2 separate regions of the Homo sapiens genome follow, and region 2 is linked to region 1. A link is a loop called in an ENCODE intact Hi-C map of the cell type or tissue named here. Cell type or tissue: HCT116. All regions are shown on one strand.

The links. Peaks named below come from ENCODE experiments on the same cell type or tissue, not always from the same donor. Only the 100,000 strongest peaks of a DNase experiment are listed, where the experiment ranks them.
Region 2: it touches region 1 in a loop (7-fold over the local background); 2 of 110 quality-filtered maps call a loop at or near these places.

The regions. Positions count from the first base shown.
Region 1 is chr6:70,665,838-70,670,837 of GRCh38, forward strand. It overlaps SMAP1 (small ArfGAP 1), which reads left to right and starts at 2,046. Exons shown (of 11, transcript NM_001044305.3): 1 at 2,046-2,304. The coding sequence starts at 2,187. RefSeq lists silencers at 1,828-2,227, 2,378-2,607, 2,728-2,787. In HCT116, no CTCF peak of the experiment used is centred here; DNase peaks (open chromatin) are centred at 1,944 and 2,694; H3K4me3 peaks cover 2,798 bases; H3K27ac peaks cover 1,966 bases.
Region 2 is chr6:70,397,139-70,402,138 of GRCh38, forward strand. LINC01610 (long intergenic non-protein coding RNA 1610) reads left to right here. Exons shown (of 4, transcript NR_125857.1): 4 at 2,077-2,279. It overlaps LOC105377847 (a long non-coding RNA gene), which reads right to left and starts at 2,070. Exons shown (of 5, transcript XR_942668.1): 1 at 1,821-2,070. In HCT116, no CTCF peak of the experiment used is centred here; DNase peaks (open chromatin) are centred at 1,973 and 2,423; H3K4me3 peaks cover 2,624 bases; H3K27ac peaks cover 3,431 bases.

The DNA of each region.
Region 1 (5,000 bases):
CCTGTATTCTGTTTTTCTGAGTCCTCACAGTGCTGAACAGAATTTTTGTAGGGAGGAGAGGTACTCAAAAAATGGTGTTTGTTTACTGGTTACTGCAGGACTAACTTTCCCAAAAGATCCTTTTTATTATGCTATTATCCTACTTGAAGAATCTACAGGTTTTCTTTTTCTTTTTTTGGGGGGGGGGTGGGTGGGGAAGGAGTTTTGCTCTTGTTGCCCAGGCTGGAGTGCAATGGCCTGATCTCCGCTCACTGCAACCTCTGCCTCCCGGGTTCAAGCGATTCTCCTGCCTCAGTCTCCTGAGTAGCTGGGATTAAACAGGCATGCGCCACTACACCCGGCTAATTTTGTATTATCAGTAGAGACAGGGTTTCTCCATGTTGGTCAGGATGGTCTCGAACTCCCCACCTCAGGTGATCCGCCTGCCTCGGCCTCCCAAAGTGCTGGGATTACAGGCGTGAGCCACTGTGCCTGGCAAAAATCTACAGGTTTTCTACTGTCAATTTGCATCAAGGCCAGACTACTTTGTCTGGCTTCCCAAGTCTTCCATAACCCTATCATAGTTTACTTATGCAGCCTTATCTCAAAAGTAGTACCTTTTGTTCCAGTCTGTTTTCCAAGGTACTTCAGGTCTTCATGCTTTTGTGCAAGCTGCTCTTTCTTAATATCTCCCTCCCCAGTCCCCATCTAAATCCAGCGTATCTTCAGGACAAGGCTCGTAAGTTCTACCTCCCACATAATGTTTTTTTCTGTTCATTGGAACTCACCAATATCTCCCTAGTAGTTATTTGTCAGAGCTATGTAGTATAAGCTCTAATTTGTTTAATTACTGAGCATCTTCATTGCCATATCCATTCAATTTAATTCCAGAAACATTTTTGAGCCCCTGTGCCAAGAACAGGGCTAGGTAGCAATGAGGGTCACTTTTATGCAGGGACAGGGGCTAGAAATTGGCCTTACTAAGAAGTGTAAGACCGACTCTTGCTCATTGCCTTTCTTAGCATCTGCTTCATCGCAGGCAAGGACTGTGTTTATTTGGCTTGCATAAGCCCCATATTAGAACTTCCTCATAATATACAACATGCCAAATCATCGAAACTGCGTCACCCGGAGTTCAAACTTCATGAGCCTGGATTAGGGTCTGGGTTCCAATGAAAAGTGTTTTCTTTAGTTCTCTTTCTCTTGCATTAAGGATCACTATTTACACAGCTTCTTGTTAAAGTATCACCGCCTAGTACTTGGGTTCCTGGTCACACTTTCCCCCTTATGGAAGGGCTTACTGCCAGGTCTTTCAGACTCTGGAGCCAGACTGCTTTGGATTTAAATCTCAACTCCTCCACTAGTAGTTCTGTAATCTGGTCAGGTTACTTAACTCCTCTATGCCTCACTTTCCTCCCCTGTGTAATGAGGATAACAATATCATAAGGTTGGGGAAAGGGTTAAATGAGCTAACAGTTCGTTTAACAGAGTAATCACTCAATGAAATGTTATCCCCTAATACATGTCACTACTAGATTATTTCTCGCCCTTAAAATGTAAGAGACCGTTTTTCCTCTTTTCTTCCATCCGTGTCTCCAGCTTCTAAACTGCAGGCGAATAAACCTCGAATGAGTAAATGAACCCACCCAGTCGCTAGTTATTTCTGCATTTCCAATGTTGTGCCAGCAAGAGCAAAGGCAAATGGGCAAGTCAAAGTAGGCTTCTTGTAAAAGGTCTTCCATTACTGGGTTTTACTAGAGGCCCTTGCGGACCATCACATCTCAAAAGGGGGGAAAGCTCGTATGAGGCAGTGCCAGCTACCTTTCGGGAATCACCTTGGGCAGAAGGCCTTTTTGCAAAAAGACTCGGCAGCCCGGGCCCCGTAGGTTCGGCGCATGCGCAGCGCGCTCGGCGCCCGGGTTCCTTCCTCCGCGCCACCCGGAAGCCTCGGCGCGACCCAGTCCCCCTCCCCCTCCCCTCGCCGGCTAGGGTGGTGCGTGCCGGCAGGCCGGTCAAGGAGGCGGGACACGTCGGCGCTACCACCGCCACCGCCGCCGCCGCCCCTCCTCCCGTTCCAGCTGCCGCTGCCGCTTCCTGGGCTGAGTCCGCCCGCGGTCCCGGCGGCGCCAGGTGCGTTCACTCTGCCCGGCTCCAGCCAGCGTCCGCCGCCGCCGTAGCTGCCCCAGGCTCCCCGCCCCGCTGCCGAGATGGCGACGCGCTCCTGTCGGGAGAAGGCTCAGAAGCTGAACGAGCAGCACCAGCTCATCCTATCCAAGCTTCTGAGGGAGGAGGACAACAAGTACTGCGCCGACTGCGAGGCCAAAGGTAGCTTGGACGTCGTCGCTGCCCACGGTCGGGGCCTCTTGCGACCGGTGACCTTCCCGCCGCTGCGGCGCTCGGGGCCCGAGCGGACGCCTCGGCTTCGCTGGCCGGCTCCTGCCCTGACTGGAGGGCGGGTGGCTGAGCGGGCGGGCGCGGGGCTCCTGTCGACCCTCAAGTCCGCCAGAGGCGGCGGCGAGGTCAGGCCCGCAGGCCCTGTCAGTGGCCCCAGCCTCCCCTCCTCCCAGACACGGGTTTGAGCAGGTGCCAGGGTAGCGATGCTCGGACCCTCCACAGGGCTGGGGGTAGGAGCGAGGCTGGGAGCGCGGAACCGGGCACGGGTCTGGGCAGAGCTTAGGGTTAGAGAGTTGCCCTCCTAGCTCTGCTCATAGCTATCTCTGTGGGTGGGGCCGCGCTTAGGTCTGGATCCCCTCCTCTACCCTCCGGTGTGACCACGTCCTCCCACTCCGGGCTCGGATTCTTGGTCTCCTAGATGGAGCCCTACCTGCCTGCCCACCTGACAGCTTTTGTACAAGGCTTTTATCTCTGCTTCCTGAAAAAGAGTATGGTGGTCTTTTTCGGTGGGTTTGAGTTTTACGGAATAAATTAATTGGAGAAAGGTCTTTATTAGTAGTAGTATTGTTTTTTAGTCTGGTTATTAGCCAGAATGAAGAGGAATTTCATTACATGAGTCTCTTGGAGGACGGTGGGTTTGTATTTCTGAAGATTTTAGTAATTAGGTTTTCTCTGACCAGCTAGTTTGGGAGAATATGTGGACACTGATTTGTGTACCTCATAAATGCTGAAGGTTCATTTTAAAGATCTAGAGATGGAAAAAACCTAATTTTAGTTTTTTCGGTTGGAGGGCTTCTGCCTCAGCCTTTGAAACAGATATACTATTTTTAGCTGCTATGTTTTGTGTTTGGAGATCTGATTTATGTTTAATGTCTTGTAAGTAATCTCAAGGGAAATATTTCTTTTTTTTTTAAAGAAATGTCTTGTGTAGTTAAGAAAAGATCGTGTATATTTTTAATTGGTTTATTTCGTTATTGGGTGAGAAATAGGGTAGTTCTCTAAAGCAGGAGACAGTCTCTTTGGGGAATGTCCTTTAAGATTTCTGTGTTATTTGACTTAGACTTTTCCTGAAGCTTTACTGTTCTATCTCAATACTATATAAATGAGTCACATTTCAGTAGGCTGATAATATTTGACTAGACTGAGCCACACAGCATCAGCAGGTTACTTCACTGTCGTAACAGGTACTGAATTACTAGAAGAATCATGCGGGAATACTGTAACTAGATTATTTTTATGAAGCACTTTTCAATATAGTAACTTGATTGAGTCAAGATTATATTTATCCTATGTAACCTTTTCAGGTGATGAGTTTTTACAAAGTCCGTGCCTGGTTCTTGTAATACTTGTTTTCCTAGTAACTTGATTGTGTGTGGTTATTTGGGAGTTCTGCACTGTGTTTAGGCTCAGTTGCTTGCTCATTGACTGCACTAGCAAAACACTGAAAAATGGTCCTTTAAAAGGCCAAGAAGAAGAAAGAAGCTGAAGCTAAATAGTACACATTTTGTCATTTTGAGTAATAACATGGTTAAGTAGAGATGCTGGTAAATATTAAATCTGTTCATTAAAAGTCGAATAGTAACAGTTTCAGAATTAACCTTCCTTCATCTACAGACTTTATTAAAAATAATTTAATTTTTGTTCAAATTTCTGTCTCCAAAAAAGTACTTTATAAAATCAGATTTTCACTAATGCTTTCTAAAATAATACAGATTTTTAAAAGCCATTATTAACCATGTTAACTTTTTTTTTTTTTATTTACTCTTTTGAGGTGGGGAGAAGAGAATCATGTACTTCTTAAATTAGGATCAAAAGTTTTACTTCTTTGGACCTGAAGAATAGGAAGTATTCGTTTTGCTCAGTGTTTGTATTGCCACGGAAATCAGTAGATATATATTGAATGAATGTCTTTTGTATTTTGGTTTTGTCTGGCCTTTTGTTGGTTTACTTGTTTTGAGAAGTGAAGGAAGTGGGAGAGAAGAGAATGGTATCAAGAGTACAAGGGTGCAGCTTGAAGGGCATGAACTCCACAGTATAATTTACAAGGATTATTTTTTTCTTGTTGCTACTAAATCTAGAAGAATATTAAAATGATCTTGTAAATAATTTCATTGTTTTATCTTGATCTTTCAGGCAAAAAATCACAGGTAAGGCCACTTATTGATTTAATTAGACTTGATTTCATGGTTGTAATAATTGAAAAATTCGACATGATAGAGCAATTGATGTAAATATATTTTCACAGTTTTTGAGTATTTGGTAAGGTTGAAGTACATTATGGAGGCTTTTTTAGTAGAATTCTTGGCTTGTTACATGATTTTGGATCTATATGCTAGGATGACATAATAAATATAGTACTTTTAAAAGATATGTTAAAGGTCTTACTCTACAGCTCAGTTACTAAGAAGTTTCATTCTGTGTATGTATTGATGTTTTCTTCACTGTCTAGTAAATTGCATCAAACTTTTCATGTACTGTATTTCAAAGTTATTTCCTAGTTAACTCAATTTTCTTTCTTTCAAAGAAGCTTCTTCCACTGATCTTTGAGAATATGTACCAAAACTAAAGCTTAGGATTTGAGGTGCCTGTATTATCTTGCCTTATCATAGTTGGTAGAGGTATGTCAA
Region 2 (5,000 bases), 270 kb before region 1:
ACATCAAAATTCTCCAGTTTCCATTGTGTTATTTCCTGTTATAAGATTATTCAAAGTAGTTTTTTTCTTTATTGTTGTTTTTCAAAGGGAGGCAGACTGACCAGTCGTGTTTGGGGTTATTTCACAATGCTAGTTCCTTCCTGTATACAAATTCACACACGCACCCATATTCATACAAATGCTGGCCTTGGGTAAAAAAAATAAGGTTGCCAAACATTTGAAGTCTTCAGACCATTCTTTCTTTGTTCCTCCTTTGGGGAGCACCACCTCCCCTTCAATTATTCTGCATCCTGCATTTTCTCCTCTTCCTTACAAAGAGCCTGGTATCAGTCACAGCTCCTGGCACTCCTGAGTTACATGGCCTACTTCTGAGGCACGCAAAGATTTGGTAGCAAAGCAAAGGGAAGGGAAGTGGCAGACCTGTCTCTCAGCTGCCAGCTGCAATCTTTCTCGCACACCAGTGCCTCTCCTTCTTACAAGTTACGTCCTGTCGGTAGACGGACTGGCCCAACAACAAGGTTATATCTATTGAGGTTAAACTTGCCCCAAACAGTGTTTGTTGGAGCAGAGAGGCAGAAAGCGTACAAAATAGGAAGGTGAGTTCTCGAAAGAGTTAAAATCCAGCCTTAAAAATTCCACATATGCTCAGTCAGGTAAATCATCATGAATTTTTTACTGATATTTTGTCCTAGAAGATAGTGATATTAACATATTCTAGAAAAGAAAAACCTTGATTCAGTAAAAACCTCCTTAAGTGAGAGATACATGATTAAATGTTGATGACAAAATATATTTTGAGGTTATCTCAAAGTTTAATGAAGTTCTAAATATATAGAATGATTGAATATACACTTTAAGAAAACATGCAATAGGTGACTGGATAGAGCTGAAAAAGAGGCATCCATATATTTTAGATTGTTCATTTCTTGTATATTTGATTTTATGTATGAGAGTGTTTGTTATCCTGATTTAGAATGAAATGACTTTGAGTGGTATTTGTGGATTCAATTTTTTTCTAGCCTGAGGAATAATCTATTGTAGAAAAGTTGAAAAGTTGCTCTAATTCGCTAATATTTCAAAGCATCATTTATTTTCTCAGGGAAAGGACCAGAAAACTCGGATCCAAACTTAAAATGTCAATACTCATAGTTTAGCATTTCAAAATGAATAACTACATGGAGTTACCAGTGATACTTTTAAAATTTATATTTTTGCTATGTGTACTGTTTCAACAAAGTCATGAGTATACCAAAGCGAGCTAACAGTCTTCATTCCAAAATGTTGCCCCAAAATAATTTCTGAACCACATGACAGATGTTTGATACAGATGACTAAATTTCCTGTCATGTTTGTTTATTGTTAATAGTAAAACCAACAGAGAGTGCTAGACTTTAGACACTAATATCTTCAAAATATGGACTTACATGAAACTAGACAGCAATATCATCTTAAAGTACTTTTTTCTCTTAAACAAACAAATCGAAAAAAGCAAAGATCAGAGATGAAAGGAAGAAAAGTATATCGAGTGACACCATGTGTCAGCCAGACACTGGGATAGATGCTTCATATACCTTAGGTCATTTAACGTTATAGTTAAGTAGAAAATGTTTTAAAATTGTGGAGGTGTTTAACTAGTTTTTCATTTTCTAAGCCAGCACAGCTGTTGACTCACCTGTTCATAATGCAGAGATTATTTGTTCTGCCCTACGTTTCTGTTGCACAACATTTTCCCTCTCTTAAAAGTCATTTATTGAATCATCATCTGTCTCAGGCTTGATACGGTATAGCCTCTGAAAGACTGGTTTAGTACTTAAACCCACCTTTCAAAATATTTCCAGTGCAGGCCATTCAGTGTTCCAGGTACCTAATGAGTCATTTTCTTCTTCCCAGTCTACCAAGCAGGATCTCAAAGCCTCCTTTATCTTTCTGGGTGTATACAGAGTCATTAAGCTCAAATATGTCCTTTGCCAATGGACTTGAGGGTTGGGTTTAGTTATTAACTTGGTGAGTCTCCACCCAGCTAACTATTCTAGGAAATCATTTGGTGAGTCAGGCATTCTTGTATTCACATTGCAGCGGCCAGTCATCTGCCCTAAGTGCTGCCGCCGAAGACTGAATGTCCTGGAAAGTTTGCTGTCACATCTCCATTATGACAAAAGCATTGTGCCGAACAGATGAAAAAATGCATTGTCAACGGAATCTTTTATGTTTGTTTGTCTTCCTTTAAGCAACATTGCCTTACTTGTTATAAAAGATAAATAAATATTTGTTCATTTCAATTCTGATGAGTCTGTGAGCTGTTACCATCAAGCACAGAGCAGCAACCTACTTTGGGATTGAGAAAGTGGGAAATCTGAAGTGAAAGTCTATGGTGATTAAACAAAACTGAAAACTAAGCCACTCCTCTTCCATCTGGTAGAGAAATTGTGACCATATGCCCTTCTCTCCACTAAGAGGAAAGACCAGACTCACTGGTTCACTGGTATGTTTTCCTTATAGTAGACTGTGGTATGACAATGCCAAGTGATAAAACTTCTATGACACCCCTCTCTCCAGTTGATCCAAAGAACTTGGAGGGGAGGAAGAGGGGAGAGATGTGAGGAGACACAGCAAGTTAGGCACCTCTGCTTTTTCGCAGGAGCAAAAATAATAGGTTCTTATCTACTTGGAAGGTGAGGATACTACTAATTCATAAAACAACATGAACACAGTTAATTTTCTAAATGCCAAGACATAAAAAAAAAATAATCTTCTTTAGGAAAAAATTGTTTCTAAAATAAAATAATAAATTTGTATTGAATTCTTACTATGTAATAGGTGCTAAACCAAGCACCTTACATGCTTTTGCTCACAACAACTCCATAATGTTGCTGTTATTTCACCATTTTACTGATTTATTAGCCCATTTTCATACTGCTGATAAAGACATACCCAAGAGGGGGTAATTTATACAGGAAAAAGGGTTTAGTGGACTTACAGTTCCACATGGCTGGGGAGGCCTCACAATCATGGCAGAAGGCAAGGAGGAGCAAGTCACATCTTACATGAATGGCAGCAGGCAAAAAGAGAAAGCTGGCTGGGCACAGTGGCTCACACCTGTAATCCCAGCACTTTGGGAGGCTGAGGCAGGTGGATCATGAGGTCAGGAGTTTGAGACCAGCCTGACCAACATGGTGAAACCCTGTTTCTACTAAAAATACAAAAATTAGCTGGGCGTGGTGACAGGCTCCTATAATCCCAGCTACTCAGGAGGCTGAGGTAGGAGAATCGCTTGAACCTGGGAGACGGAGGTTGCAGTGAGCCGAGATCACACCATTGCACTCCAGCCTGGGTGACAGCGAAACGCCGTCTCAAAAAAAAAAAAAAAGAGAGAGAGAGCTTGTGCAAGGAAACTCCTGTTTTTAAAACCATCAGATCTCGTGAGACTTATTCACTATCATGAGAATAGCACGGGAAAGACCTATCCCCATGATTCATTTACCTCCCACTGGGTCCCTCCCACAAAATGTGGAAATAGTGGGAGTTACTATTCAAGATGAGATTTGGGTGGAGACACAGCCAAACCATATCAACAAATAAAGAAATTTAGGACAGTAACTGTCCCAGAGTTGCACAGCTGAGCCCAAATTTAGATGATTTCATTGCATTTGTTTTTAAGCACCAGACTATTAAATTAGGTTTTCTTATTTTTGAAGAGCCAGAACTAACGGCAAGTATGTTGTATTGCCTATATAGCAAGGAATTAAAAGAAAACTAATGTGACTAGCATGTAGCCTTACAATTAGTTTGTGTTTTATATGTATAATACATATATATAACATATCATATATACAATAACTTGTTTTGATATTAATTTTACCATTTTTTTTAAAAATCACATGATGAAACTTTCAAAGTAATTATTCCAAGACAATGAGAAATAACTGTATCAAAACATAGCTAAAATTCATAACATAGGCAGCATCAAGATTCAGTCCCAAAAGCAGAACCTACTGAAAGTTATAAAGTTAAAAAAAAAAAGACAGTATTCACATTTGACAAAGATGGGTTGTGGTGGCTCAAGTGTGCATTATTCTTATCTTTTCACATATGTTTAGAATATTTTACATAGAAATATATTTATAAAAACATGGATCATTACCTATGCAGAACTTCTGGCCATTATCCTTACCTTGATTATACCCTAGGGAACCTTATTTTCCAACTTTGTATGTGAGCTCATAGGGAAAACCAGAAATAATAAAAAGAATATATGCTAGGTAGAAGCCTGTCTGAAAACATAATCTTTTTCTGGGAAAATATAAAAGGACTATAGAGCAAGATGGTTTTTAACAACAAATTCTTTTAAAATACCATGTGATATAACTAAAAAGAAAAAAACTTCCAAATTGATTTGATCAGGTTTACAAATCTGATATCAACAGTTGACAAATGCCAAAACAAAACAAAAAAACCAAGGGAGACTACTTGAGGAAGAAGAGAAAGAAGTAAAAAGAAAGGAAAGGAAATTAAACAAAATAGCATTTATGGATATAGATGAAGTAATGTTAAATACAATCTGCCAAATCAAATTCAAAAATATATTAAGACTGGGAGTGGTGGCTCATGCCTATAATCCCAGCACTTTGGGAGGCCGAGGCAGGCAGATCCTTGAGTCCAGAAGTTCAAGACCAACCCAGGCCATAGGGTGAAACCCCATCTCTACAAAAAACACAAAAATTAGCCAGGCATGGTGGCACATGCCTGTAGTCCCTGCTACTTGGGAGGCTGAGGCAGGAGGATCAGTTTGAGCCCAGGATGCAAGTAGCCGAGATTGCGTTATTGCACTCCAGCCTGGGCGACAGAGCGAGACCCTGTCTCAAAACAAAAAACAAACAAACAAACAAAATATATATTAAAAGAAAAATCTGTTCCCACCAAGGAAATTTTACTCTCATGAAATTAAAGGACAGTTTAATCTAGAACACTAGACATAACCATGTGGCATTTATATGTCAAAT